3 separate regions of the Homo sapiens genome follow, and all the other regions are linked to region 2. The links are chromatin contacts, found by Hi-C in ENCODE. All regions are on one chromosome and are shown on one strand. Each heading gives the region's core, a stretch centred on a gene start or an enhancer-like site at or near the end of the contact. The rest is flanking DNA. Distances are from core to core; before and after follow the strand shown.

Region 1 (4,467 bases), core at 1,349-3,848, 1.5 Mb before region 2:
TTGGGGTGATGCCCATAAGGCTGTCAGACTTCTAGGGCAGGCCATGGGGAAGAGAAGAGAGCTGCAGATGCGGATGTGGGGGTATGGCGAAGTCGTGGGTGTGGTGGAGATCACGTAGGTACAAAATGATCATTAAATATAACAAAAGTTCCTGAGAGCTCGCTCTGGGCTAAATCCTGTACTAAGCACTACTCCATTGACTCTTCAGTGGGACCCTATGAGATTCTGGTTTTAATGGTCTCCATTTTACAGAGGATGAATTTGAGACAGAGCAGTTCAAGCAGCTGCCTGAGGTTGCACAGCCTGTTAAGAAGAGCGGTGGGTGGGACACAGTGTGGGCCATTTACAGGAGGACTGAGAGAGGGAGGTTGAGAAGCCTGTAATTGAACTGAAATCCATGGGGCAGTTGTGGTACGGGAGCCACTGGGTTGGGTCAGCCTCTGTTTTGCCCGGTGGTCTCCCAGAATTCCGGGTCTCCTTGCTGCTCCAGTTAACTGCTGCACTTTTCTGCAGGGCAAGGAGCCGTATCTCAAAGAGATACATCTCGTAAGAGAATGCAGGCCATGCTGCCTGCAGGCTGTGAGCCTCCCCCTTCAAACCTCCAGGAAAGGGAAGAAAGCTCTGCACCTGGCATTGTTAACTTCAGGCTTACAAGAGTTGAGCCAAAGCTAACCTCCCATCTTGGCAAGTTGAAGCCCTACTCACCTTGGAAGGCTCATTGTGAATGGCAACTTCTCCTGGAAGCTCTCCAGATCCTCCCCCAGACAGGGTCTCTCACTCACAGTACTTTGCACAGGGAAATATCTTATTACCATGCAATCTTTTCCACAGTTGTTTGTGTTTGTGTCTTGAAGTCCCGGAGGGCTGGAACTCTATCTATTAATATTTGTGTGTCTTGCATGTAGAAGGTGCTTAATAAATGGTTGCATTAGTAGGTGCTTAATAAGTGGATTCGAATGAAGGGAAAAAAGGTCCTGGAACCTTTTTTCCTCCTCTAATTTTCCCTGTTTTTGGGTGAATTTGCGGCTAAACTATCCTTGTAGTCTGTCCTTCTGATATTTCTTTGTTTCTCTGTAGTCCCATTGTTGATTATTTCTTCCCCATTCATGCATTTACAGGTCTGACCTATATTAGAACTAGCGGTCTCTGGTCTCTGAGTCCTCGAGGGCTGGGTTCCTAACCATCTGTAAGTGCCAAGGCCAGTGCCAGGTCTTTAGTCAAGGTTAATAGATGGCAGCCGGTGAGATAGAATTCCAGCCTCCTGGGAGCCCCTCTCTAACCCTCCTCTGTTCCATCTCCAGCCCACACCCCCTTCTCCCTGGGCCAATCAGCTGCACTATTTCATCCCATCCTAATGAGGGGAGCAGGTGGCCCAGCCATACTCTGGGTCCCTTCTGTGCTTCTCCTTAGTCTTCCCAGCCACTGCTGATCCAGACCCAGACTCACACATGATGTTACGATGATATGGGCTTCAGCTTTGATCAAAGCTGAAAACTGCAGCTGAGACCTGTGCTGGCTGATAAATTAGCAAAGACTGATTTCAGCCAGTTGGGCCAGAGTCTGCAAATAAGTGGTGCCAAGAGCTGTTGGCATAGTTCTAAGTCAGGCCCTTCTAAACTATTCCTTAAAGAACGTCACATCATGGAGGAGGAAACTGGTGGTGTATTGTAGATGTAGGATGGTATCGAAAGGGCCCTCTGTAACCAAGAGGCCAGTAGTTCCCTTTGTCCCTGTTGATTTTCTGCCAGCTTACTCATACTCTGTCAGTAAAGTGGAGGAGAAGGTCATAGAAGAGAAAAAGACAGGGAGGGCCTGCATGTTTCTGTTATTTCCAGTGTGAACATTACAAGCAAGCTCATTAGGGTAATATTTTCAGTGGAAAGGTACATTTCTACTGGGCACAATGTAAGAATATTTTGCTCATGGAATTTTCACTTAACAATAGGGAAAAAAATCCGTTTTCACCAGGCAGCCTGGGCTCCAAGTATGGATTTGACAAGTGTTTCCCCAAATGCCACCAGGTCTGAAGTACGCAGCTGCTATGGAAATTTCAGAACTCTCAAAAGAGCCCCAAATGTATTTTAAACAATCACCAAATCACATATCTAAATTGCTCTTTCTATTGTTGCTAACAACATTTGGGTGTTATAATTAGAGCGACCCCAGAGATCTTGTCTGAGAAATCTTACACATTCATTTAGCTTCTGGACTTTCTGTGCTTTCATTTAGTGTCATGGTGAAATGCAAGGAGTCTGCCTGGCGACTTTCACATCCTATTCATTAGAAGTTTTACTTTCTGGCCCTAAGACGTTGATGTTTGGGTTTTCAGAAGTGTAAGATCATCTTGAATCTGAAACTGTCTTATCTTTGTGTCATTTTTCTTGAAGTCTCACCCACCTGTCTCTCAATCTCATGTCAAAAGTCATCCCATGACTCTTCCATGTTGTCTGATGTGATTTCTGGTTCAGTTTAATGAAGTTGTGAGAAAGCACATCATGGAGATGGAAGGAGGCTGTGTTTTCTACTGTGTGACAGTGTCATTGACTCATCCTAGCGATGCCACTCGCCGCAGGGCTGGAGAGCAGTTGATTGGCTCGAAGAAGAGGGCACATGGATTTATGTAAACCACTTGTGACCATGTTCGGGACTTTTGCAGGGCCTTAAAATTCTATCACAAATGACTCAGCTCTCTTCACAGCTATATTTTTTCAGGCATTTTTCCCCATTCAGGTTTGATAATTTTCTCTCTCAGTTCCTTCTGGTTAATCTTCTTATCTTCAAAATGTAAAACTACCATGCCCATTTTAAAATTAATTTACATGCTGAAGTTTTTTTTTTTTTTTTTTTCCAGACAACTTTCTCCTACCCTTTTTAAAGATGATATCTAACAGGGAAAAATCATGCTGACTTCTTAAAGTCTATTCTGGGATTTATTGGCAATTTGTTCACACACATTAAAGGTTATATTAGAAACTCCCCAAGTACTCACATTAACCAATGAATATAGCATATCGCAGATAACTTGGGCATCACTGTGGGACATAAACAAGGGGTCTCATTGCTTTATAATCTATGTATGTATACCCATTACAGCTTGGTATAGAGTAGCATTGAAAAACAGAGTAAGAATAACTTTTTGCTGGTCGGGCGCAGTGGCTCACAGCTGTAATCCTAGCACTTTGAGAAGCTGAGGTGGGTGGATCACCTGAGGTCAGGAGTTTGAGACCAGCCTGGCCAACATGGTGAAACCCTGTCTCTACTAAAAATACAAAAAAATTAGCTGGGCGTGGTGGCACAAGCCTGTAATCCCAGCTATTGGGGAGGTTGAGGAAGGAGAATCGCTTGAACCCAGGAGGTGGAGGTTGCGGTGAGCGGAGATTGTGCCACTGCACTCCAGCTGTGCAATGGAAGTGATACTCCATCTCAAAAATAAAATAAAATAAATATAAATAAATAATAACAAATAACTTTTTTTCTGTAAATTTTTCTGGATTTTTAGTGTCACACAGCATTTTGGCTCAGTTTTAACTGTTCCAATCACCTGAATTGACATTGTCATCGAGATCTTTATTGAATAAAACTGTGTGAATCAGATTCAGCTTTCTTTTGAGGATTAAAGTAGGCATTGGGAAGTATACAGTATTAGTCAGGGTTCTCTAAGCGAAACGTAACCTGTAGGACATATAGAGATAGACACGTGGGAGGTTTACAATGTTAATGGCTCCCAGGGTTGTGGAGGTCCAGACGTCCTGTGACCTGCCCTTTGCAAGCTGGGGAACCATGAAAGCTGGTGGGGAATTTAGTTCAAGTCTGAAGGCCAGAGAACGAGAAGTTTCAATGTCAGGAGGCAAGAGTAGAAGGATGTCCCAGCTCAAGCAGAGGGAGTGAACTCACCCTTCCTTCACCTTTTACTCTATTCATTGGATAGATGATGACACTCACATTGATGAGGATTGGTGTTCCTTACTCAGTACACTGATTCAAATGCTAATCTCTTCTGGAAACGCTGTACCAGGCAACCCAGAAATACTGTTTTACCAACTATCTGGGTATCTTGTAGCCCAGTCAAGTTGAAACATGAAATTAATGATCACGTATAACTTTGGTTAGACTGGAAGGTACAGAATCTGAAGCTCATAAAGTTCCCACCTTGAGGCCCAGGAAGTACTTTTAGTAAATTGCTGGTTACAGAGAAACCTGGAGGTAGAGTGATGATTTTGGACACAACTTTGTATGCCCCGGGTCTGCCTGAGAACTGAAATACTTCAAGAAAGACCAGGAAGTAATTCAGCTGCTCTGTGGGTGACTTTGTCCAGTATATGGAATAGGAATGAAAACCCCTGGTGAATGGAAAGGCTGGCTTGGTTTTCACACCGTTTCCATGCTGCTCTGCTTCCTGAGGGGCAGTTTAGAAGTTCAAGAGGGCTGTGTCCTCACATGGCCGGGGAGACGGAGCACCAAGCTGGG
Region 2 (4,746 bases), core at 740-3,239:
GCTCACTAAATAGCCATGCATTTTCCCAGATTTTCTGGCCCCCTCACAGTCAGGCCAGGGCATGTGACTCATTTTGTTCCATAGACTGTAGACATAAGCCTCACTTTTGAGCCAAGGCAATGAGAAAGACCTTCATGACACTGAACTTGCCCATCACCATCCCAGTGATAACAGAGCCACATATTGAGGTGGTGGGACCACCAAATGGAGTCAGCTGGATCTGTGGGTTGCCCACTGGTAGGATGATCCTCAGGAGAACATGAACCTGCATGTGTTAAGCTATTGAAATTTTAGGGTTTATTTGTTATGCCAGCATGGTCTTGCCTAAACTAACAACTAAAGCTAACACATTCACTGTAAACTGGTTTTGAGTAGCAGTAATTCACAGGTACTTGAGTCTTGAAGGAGAGCCCAAGTACAATACTAGGTAGGCAGAGTAAGTCATTCAGTCTTAGACATGAGAGCACAGTTGAGGCAGATAGCCAAGAGCTAGGAAAAGATGGGAACCTGGAAGAAATTCAGGTAGCAGATAGGTGCAAGGGGAACACAGTACACAATCCAGGTCTGTGTCCTGGGCAACAACTCAGGTGCCCACAGCTCATTCCTAGTGGATGCTGCCACATGGTAACACGTGAGGTTTAAAATAAAGAGCTATGGGGGAGAAACAGGACTTGCTATTCCACCTACTGAACAGGGCTCAGGTGATATATCGCAAGGTGGATGCTTGAATGCTTCATGAAGATTCCCTACAGAACCAAGGCAGTCATTATCCCGTGAGCTGGGACTGTTGGCTGTGGAAGGCTCACATCCCAGGAATCAATCTTGGCCAAAGGTAGCTGCCTCCTGCAAAACTCCTTCCAAAACCGCTTGCCTGGGACATAACATATGTCTCATTTCATATCTTTGTGTGAAAGTTTGGTCTATTGGGTTGTATTTCTGAGAATCGCTTGGCATACCTTGGGACAACACTGAAGGGCTCCCTAGCCCCAGAGTTCCCCAGCAAATGCATCCCAGCTCCCCTGTGTCCTCATTCTTCTACAGGAACCCTTCCTAAGCATCTCTTAACCACCAACCTCCATCTCAGAGTCTGTTTCCCAGGGAACCTGACCTGAGACAGTAAGATGGGGAAAGTGAGCTCCAGCAAGATTGCAGAAGAAGAGAATCATAAAACATTTTCCTGACAATAGATTGTCTGGCTTGGTAGGACCAGGAGGTTTATCTGTTATGGATAAAGGTGGCAGGTGGGCTTGAGCAGGAATGGACAGAATCTTGGATGCCACCTAAGAATGGAAAGTTCTGGGGGATAATGGGAATAAAAAATAAAAATAGGGGCTATAGAGACCCTTTCTGGATGGAAACATACTTAAAAGGCCCTTTAGAGGTCATTTTGTTTCATTGCTGTATGTTTCTAAGTATTTAACTTTTATTCTGCTATTATTTTAAATGCTCCTCACCTTAGATTATTCAATCTCCTTAAAATACATACAGTACTTAAAAACTCCTCTCTCTCTCTCTTTCTACACACACACACACACACACACACACACACACATCGCCACCACCATCAACAACAATAACAAACGCAAACACTCTCATCAAATCCCCACACCTTGACGGCCTGGAAAACTTCTCCTACTATTTTAAACTCCAGTGCACCACTGACACCTCTAGTAACATTTCTGTCACTCCCCTGGGTTAGCCAATCTTTCTGCTGAGCTGTGCTCACACCACTTTTGTTACTCTCTTATTATATTATCATATTTGTATGTTTGGCATTAGACATGAAAGAATGTAATAGTCCAATGAAAGAATGCAAATTCCTCTTTTTCCTTTCCCCATCTTGCATGTGTATGAAGAACTCTATCAGTCTGTCTTCTCCTTCCTTCTTCTCTCATTTCATATCTTCGTGTGAAAGTTTGGTCTATTGGGTTGTATTTCTGAGAACCTATTCTTATCAGAGGATCACAGGGCAAGACCACAAGCCACTTCCTCTAAAGAAGACATGCACTCACAGTTTCTAATCATCAAGAGGAGAGCAGGCTTCACAGATTGAAACAAGCAAATAACAACAACAAATAAAACCCAGAAACCCAGAAGCTGAGTCCCAGGCAGTTTGGAAGAAAGAAGGACAAAGCCCTCTGCCTGAGCTTGGCTCGGGCTTTGCTGCCAAAGTCAGTTTAGGTTTCATCAAGATCTAGCTATGCATTTCAGTTAGACTCCCTCAGCTCCAGTTTCCTTAGCAATGAAATGAAGGATGATTACACTTCTCTTCTATGGTTTCTCTGAGCATTTAAAATAAAAATTATGCAAAGCACTTAACACCATACTTGGCATGCCCACTTCAGGGCTCAAAACTTTTTAGCTGCTAAAATATGCGCTCTACCCTTAAGGACCATATAGTTTAAGTTAAGAGAAGAATTGTGTGTCCAGTGGTAGGAGGCAATGGCGCATTCCCCCAAGACCGAGAGTATTGTGATTCCATCAGTTGTAGAGCCACCCCCAGGGAGAATGTAAATCTTGGTCAATATTGTGAAATGGGACTATGAAGTCCAATGCCTTAACCCCTATTGAAATTGTATCTCCATCATTAGCCTTAGACAATCTGAATGTTATTTGTTATGGGATCATTTTGGTTAGGACGGGCTAATCTGTGTTACAGTAACAAGTAATCTCAAAATGTGAACTGTCCCATATATGCAGTTTGCTGTGACCGTATTTGTCTCTCCAATACTATCCTCCCAATAAGCACACAAGATCAAGGTTGCCTGTTTTTAGACTCAGCCATCTCAACATGAGGCCTCCTCTGTAATCACTGTGGACCCAAAAGCAAATGTTGTACAGCCTTGTACTAGCAGTTAAATGCACTCATAATTGGCCGGAATTAGTAGCTTTGCTTAACTGAAAGAGGGTGAGAAAGTATAATTTTCTCATGTTCACAGAAGGGGGTATGAATAACTATTCAAAGTCTTTACAACAGGGAGTAAAAATATTTCCTTCAAGGAACAGTGATTAAGGTTACCAGTTTTCAGTGAATAGCTAATGCCTGATATACCACTGAATAAATTAGGGATAGTCATGGTGGCACTGTGACTTGAATTTGAAAACAGGCATCTGATAAGACAAGTCAGATCTTCAGGGGTATTTCATTTGGGGAGTGTCATGTTTTATAAAACTTGAACACCTCTAAGAGGAGTATGTTCTCTAGCTCACCCTGGCTCCCACCACCCTGTGCTGTCTTATATCAAGTTGCTTCACACATGTCTGTATTTCTGATTTTTGAGGCCACTTGAAGGCCGACATTGGACCCCTCACAAAACAGAGCAGAGCATTTTTTTGTTTTGTTTTTTGTTTCCATAGGTTATTGGGGAACATGTGGTGTTTGGCTACATGAGTAAATTCTGTAGTGGTGATTTGTGAAACTTTGGCACCCATCACCCGAGCAGTATACACTGCACCCAATTTGTAGTCTTTTATCCCTCACCCACATCCCACCCTTTCCTACTGAGTCCCCAAGGCCCACTGTGTCATTCTTATGCCTTTGCATCCTGATAGCTTAGCTCCCACTTAAGTATGATAACATACAACCTTTGGTTTTCCATTCCTGAGTTACTTCACTTAGAATAATAGTCTCCAATCTCATTCAAGTTGCTGCAAATGCCGTTAATTCATTCTTTTTTTATGGATGAGTAGTCAGAACATTTTTAGAAGTTTATGTTCTACCGGATTTTTCAGACCTGAGCTCTGGCGAAGCGCTCATCTCAATATTCCCATTAAGATGTAGAATGAAAGACCACCAGAGTCCTCCATGTTTTGTGTGTGTGTGTGTGTGTTAAAACTTTGTTGCTACTTCTACCATCCTTCAACACTTATTTTACCTATTCGTTTACAAGACTGCCTTCTCCACTAAACTTTGAGCACCTTAGCGACAAAACAATCTTATGCTCATTTTTGTGTTTTTAGCACTTGCTATAAAAGCTGATACATCATAGGTGCATACTAAATGAGTAAGTTAACTAACGGGCAGCCGTCTTAAGCCTCCTGTTCTCTAAGGTGTTCTTCCCCAAAACCCAAATGTCCTCTCTTTTTGCTCATGACAATTATCAGGACTTCAAACTGTGCCATGAGTTTTTATCTATTTTGTCCTGCATTACCTCAGATTATGAAGGATGGCTTTCACATGATGTGAACTCATTGGTAACTGTTAGTAGTTACCAGAGGCCACCAAGAGCTGTTTGTATAATTAACTCAAGTCCTTACACTAATCTGCATTGATCCCTCATTTTGCTGATGAGGAAACTGGGCCTTTGTGAACCTAAGTATCGCACCCTTAATCAAACACGGTACTGCAGCTCAAGCCAGGCTGTCCCACGGCAGGTGCCTTTTCTATCACTGCTTTGCCTCTCTTACTCAGTTGTTTAACTCTCTCGTGTGTCTAACTCTTGTCCTAACATTTGTAAATTTCTCAAAGATGAAAAGCCTGACTCTTCTTCTTGGATATTCCCCATAGCGTCTGGCACAGGTCTCACCACACAGTAGATATGCACCAAGCTGTTCCTGAATTAAATCTTTCAACTACAAGGATCTTGCCAGGCATCACCAGGTTGTGGTAGGCAAATAGGTAGGAAATAGCTTAAGTTTGCTCTCTGTTCCCTGCTTTTCCCTCTCCTGGCCAATACCTGAGAGAAAGGTGGGGCTGACACATCCCAACGACAACTTGAAGAACAAGATTAATGTTTGCTAATTCCC
Region 3 (4,828 bases), core at 1,865-4,364, 1.9 Mb before region 2:
TGAATCATGTTTCAGGGAAAGGTGCTTTTGAGTGCAGTTTCAAGGGCTCATGGGTCTTGTCCCACCTCTTGATAGCTTTGTGACCTTTGCCTATGAATTAACCTCTTAGGGCCTCAGTGTCCTCATCTGTGAAAATGTGATACTGTGAATTGTTCTTACGATAAGGATCACACACGTAGACCCATGTAAAGTGGTTAGGCCACTTTAGTTTGTTTGGCACTTGGTTGTTACTATTCCTGCCTACAGTCAGACTGCTGGACTTTAAATTCTGTTTCATAAGATATGGGAAGCGATGAAAGCTTGTTGAAAATTTGGGGCTATGTTACCTTATGATGGAAACATTGTCACTCATTATAATAGTTAAATAAGAGCCTGGCACAGTGGTTCATGTCTGTAATCCCAGCACTTGGGGAGGCTGAGGTAGGCAGATCACTTGAGGTCAGGAGTTCAAGACCAGCCTGGCCAACATGGCAAAACCCGTCTCTACTGAAAATACGAAAAAATGAGCCATTTGTGGTGGTGCATACCTGTAATTCCAGCTACTCAGGAGGCTGAGGCAGGAGAATTGCTTGAGCCGGGAGGCAGAGATTGCAGTGAGCCAAGATTGCACTACTGCATTCCAGCCTGGGTGACAGAGTGAGACTCTGTCTCAAGAAAAGGTTAAATAAGGTTGGTTAAAAGACATTTCATGGACTGGTTAATCTACTCAGGAGAAATAAAATGGGAGAAATAGGATTTATCTAAGATTACAATTACGATAAATGTATACAGTTTTATGAGAATGATAAAAAGTAAGATTTTTATTAAAATTCATGTTAAGAGCTAGTTTCTTTGAGTATACTTTTTATAATAATTTTAAATTTATTGTTTGTTTTAATAGTATGGAACCACCCCTTTAGTTTGGGCTGCACGAAAGGGTCATTTGGAATGTGTGAAACATTTATTGGCCATGGGAGCTGATGTGGATCAAGAAGGAGCTGTAAGTATCTTATATTTTAATGCTTGGCAATAGAAACATGTTTTTTATTTTAAGAGAGAGAATTTATTTCTTTAGTGTATGCCTAGAGAAATTTCCCTCTAGTTCTAAAATGATAGTAACAGGAAAACAAGCATTTCCTGTTACTCTAAGAATGTTATATTATAAACATATATACTATAAATAGATGCTTTTAAGGATCTGTTGCTAATGCACACACAACTGGGGAGGCTAAAAGTATAAAGAATAGCTTTCAGTGATCCTAGTGTGATATATAGAGAGTTATGTGTCGCTTAATGACAGGGATACGTTCTAAGAAATGTGTCATCGGTGATTTTGCCATTGTGGGAACATCATAGAGTGCACTTACACACATCTGGCTGGTATAGCCTACTCCGTTCCTAGGCTCTATGGTATGGCCTGTTGCTTCTAGGCCTGTGCAGTGTGTTACCGTACTGAATACTGCAGGCAGTTGGGAGACAATGGTATTTCTTTATCTAAACATACCTAAACACAGAAAAAGTACAATGAAAGTCCAGTATCATAATCTTATGGAACTTATGTCATATATGCCATCTGTCATTAATCAAAATGTGCTGTGCATATTTTGGTTTTTGTCCGTGGTTCCTGGCTGACTGCTCCTATAACCTGTGTAATTTCATAAGTGACTACAGCAATAAGAGTATCTTTGGTTATATTTGGCCTTTTGTCCTGGGTTCTTGAAACAGCTCTGGATCAGTTCCAGAGTGATAAAGATGAAATATAGTCTTTTGTTACTTATCATAAGCCCCTTTTAACCACACTTGAGCTTATGTTAATGAGGTTATTTTTGGAAAGTTTCTAGATAACCCCACTGGTTGAGGTGCTGGTTGCCAGGGACACCAACCATGTGCTCAGAGGGTTGGAACTCACAGCCCTAACCCACCACCTCTGGGGAGGGGAGAGGAGCTAAAGATTGCATTGATCATCATTGACCAATGATTTAATAAATCATGCCTTCATAATGAAGCCCACATAAAAACCCAAAAGGACTGAGTTCAGGGGGCTTCCAGGAAGATGGCCAAGAACACATCCCCGTACTGGGAGGGTGGCATAGCGCAGCTCCATGGGGACAGAAGCTCCTGTGCTCAGGACCCTTTCAGACCTCATCCTATGTGTATCTTCATCTGCCTGCTCATTTCTATCCTTTAAAATATCCCTTATGGAAACTGGTAAATAGTACTTCCCTGAACTGTGTGAACTGCTCTAGCAAATCAATCAAAGCCAAGGAGGGGGTTGTGGGAGCTCCAATTTACAGCCAGTCAGACAACCTGAGCTTTCATTGGCATGGGAAGCGGGGGCAGTCTTGGGCACCGAACACTTGCCTGTGGGGTCTGATGCTACCTCCAGGTAGGTAGTGTCAGAATTGAGTTGGAGAATACCCAGCTGGTGTCTGCTGCAGAATTGATTGCTTGATGGATGTGGAAAAACCCCACACATCTGGTCATAGAAGTATTTAGTGTTGTAAGAATTTATGTGAAATGGAGTTTGTTTTTTCCTATACGTAGTACAAATTGTTTAATAAACTGTTCAAATCAAATGGTTTTTAATATTGGGGAAAACATTGTGCTGCATTAAAATATTTTTCTTATAAAATTTAAAGTAATATTGTAATTTTTGGGATATTTTTAGCTGTGCCTTATTTTCCCTCTTCAATGAACAGATTTTTAAAAATCAGAAATCAGCTGTCAGAAGCCAGAAAGCTTAAAAACTGGTTAGATACATCTTACTGATTAGCAATTTTTAATTCCTCATTCCCCAGCCTGTGCCAGTTGTGTTGGAGAGGTGAAGAAGCCTGATATCACTTTTCCCTTGAGCCTATAAGAATATGGTTAAAAGAAACAATATTTATGCATAAGAAACAGTTAAAATAATACAGACTGCTATTTATAGAATTAGTATGTTACATGAGTGGATCATAAAGGATTCTGAGAAGAGACAGTACCAGATCTTGGGTCATAGTGAAACAAGAGTAAACTCTTTATGTCATACTTTTTGGCACACTATCAACCAGTTCCTCCTGTTTGCATACTGGCAGGAGCTGACTCATTGCAAACCTTCAAGGCGTAGGCCCTGTTTTTGTGCTGGTGGAGGCAGCATAGTCCGTAGGCAGCTGCAGATGACATACCTTCCACCTGCCTCCTCTGGACAGTTGGTCAAGTGAACAAGTGGCTTGTTTCTGTGATGATTGATGGCTCAAGAATTTGAAAAGGCTGTGTTATTTTAATATGTGGGAGAATGACAGCTCAATTTTGGGGGCTGACCCAAAATATTTCTATAGGGAAATTGTATGACAGCTTGAAGTAGATGAACATCTCAAGAAGCAGTTTTAATACTACTTCTGGTAGTGAGTCACATTCTTCTCTTAGTTGATTTATTGTTTGTTTATTTAGAGACAGAGTCTCATATGTTGCCTAGGCTGGTCTTGAACTCCTGGCCTCAAATGATCCTCCTGCCTTGGCCTCCTTAAGCTTTGGGATTATAGGTGTGGGTCATCGTACCTGGCCTGATTTATTGTTATAAAATAGATGTGCAATTTTTAAAAGAATTACTTAAAATAAGACAGGTTTTGAAAATGTAGTTTCTAGGTTACTATGAAAGCCAAACAGTATATTACACTTTTCTTGAAATAGCTCATGGCTATTAATTCATTGTTTACTTTAGTGTTTTTTATGGGTTTTATTATAAAGAATTCTTGAAGTCTGATTCACCTGACTTTGGATTATTTAATTTAGAATGTGTTTATATATAAACACATTCTATATAGGTGTTAAAATAGTCACCCTGCCAACTATTTTATCCTTCATTACTGAGTTAGTTTATTGTAAATGAGTCCAATTTCAGATTATCATTTAAATAACTGAACTTCATAATAGCTCTAATGACTGAAGATCATTAATGTATTTTCAAAAACAAAAGATACCTCCTAGCCATTTTTGGTATGTTTCTTGCTATTTATTTTGGCATTTTACTATTGGAAATGACAATAATAGGCCACCTATTTGAAAACATTAGTTTTATGATTATGGCATAAATCATATATTTTCTAGAATACATTAATTTCTTGGGCTTGCGTTTTGTTTTGTTTTTGTTGTTGTTGTTTTTAGAATTCAATGACTGCACTTATTGTGGCAGTGAAAGGAGGTTACACACAGTCAGTAAAAGAAATTTTGAAGAGGAATCCAAATGTAAACTTAACAGATAAAGATGGAAATACAGCTTTGATGATTGCATCAAAGGAGGGACATACGGAGATTGTGCAGGATCTGCTCGACGCTGGAACATATGTGAACATACCTGACAGGGTAGGTCATCTATTTCACATTTGTCTCCTAGTGGTGAAGTGGATGAAAGGTGACCTTAGTGTCTTATTACCTTTCAAGATTCTCATGCATGACATAAACTTGTTTTAAAATAAGTTTATTTCTGCCTTTGAAACTAGTAAGTTAAAAACTGTTCAATAGTTCTGAAAAATGTCCTTTTTAATTTTTGTCAAATAATGTTGTTATTGAAAATGTCACATGTGCTATTAGTCTGTGACTGACCTTGATGTGTCACTGTAGGTGTGCTTTCTTGTGCCCTAACTTCTTTGAGCTCACACTTACTGATCCACCTCTACCTGAACGCTCCACTTGAATGTCTAATTGGCCTCTTAAACTTACAATAAAACAGATGCCTTGCTTTTTTCACCCCAAACCTGCTTTCCCTCATTCTCCATCTCAGCAAGTGGTACCATCATTCAGCCTCTTGTTGAAGCCCCAAATCCTGTGCATTAGCCTTGATTTCTCTCTTTTCCTCATCTGCCCTCCAGCA

The links. A loop is a pair of places that touch in the nucleus more often than their neighbours do. Pooled maps may share reads with other maps.
Region 1: a loop to region 2 is called in a map with no recorded cell type, with 11 times the contacts of the local background. The contact joins two enhancer-like sites. A Hi-C loop is called at or near these places in 2 of 37 single-sample maps with no recorded cell type and 5 of 50 pooled maps.
Region 3: a pooled map shows a loop between it and region 2 (4-fold over the local background). The contact joins two enhancer-like sites. A Hi-C loop is called at or near these places in 2 of 50 pooled maps.

The regions. Positions count from the first base shown.
Region 1 is chr2:8,407,047-8,411,513 of GRCh38, reverse strand. No RefSeq gene overlaps it. Among named protein-coding and RNA genes, the nearest start is that of LINC00299, 81 kb to the right of the region's middle. Within about 2 kb of position 2,598, at least 6 of the 41 ENCODE cell types and tissues checked have a DNase peak (open chromatin) inside an H3K27ac peak, as active enhancers do.
Region 2 is chr2:6,907,159-6,911,904 of GRCh38, reverse strand. No RefSeq gene overlaps it. Among named protein-coding and RNA genes, the nearest start is that of RNF144A, 7.9 kb to the left of the region's middle. RefSeq lists enhancers at 1,840-1,969, 2,100-2,149. Within about 2 kb of position 1,989, at least 5 of the 41 ENCODE cell types and tissues checked have a DNase peak (open chromatin) inside an H3K27ac peak, as active enhancers do.
Region 3 is chr2:8,802,422-8,807,249 of GRCh38, reverse strand. KIDINS220 (kinase D interacting substrate 220) reads left to right here. Exons shown (of 30, transcript NM_020738.4): 7 at 881-979; 8 at 4,123-4,320. Among named protein-coding and RNA genes, the nearest start is that of KIDINS220, 33 kb to the left of the region's middle. RefSeq lists an enhancer at 3,344-3,393. Within about 2 kb of position 3,114, at least 11 of the 41 ENCODE cell types and tissues checked have a DNase peak (open chromatin) inside an H3K27ac peak, as active enhancers do.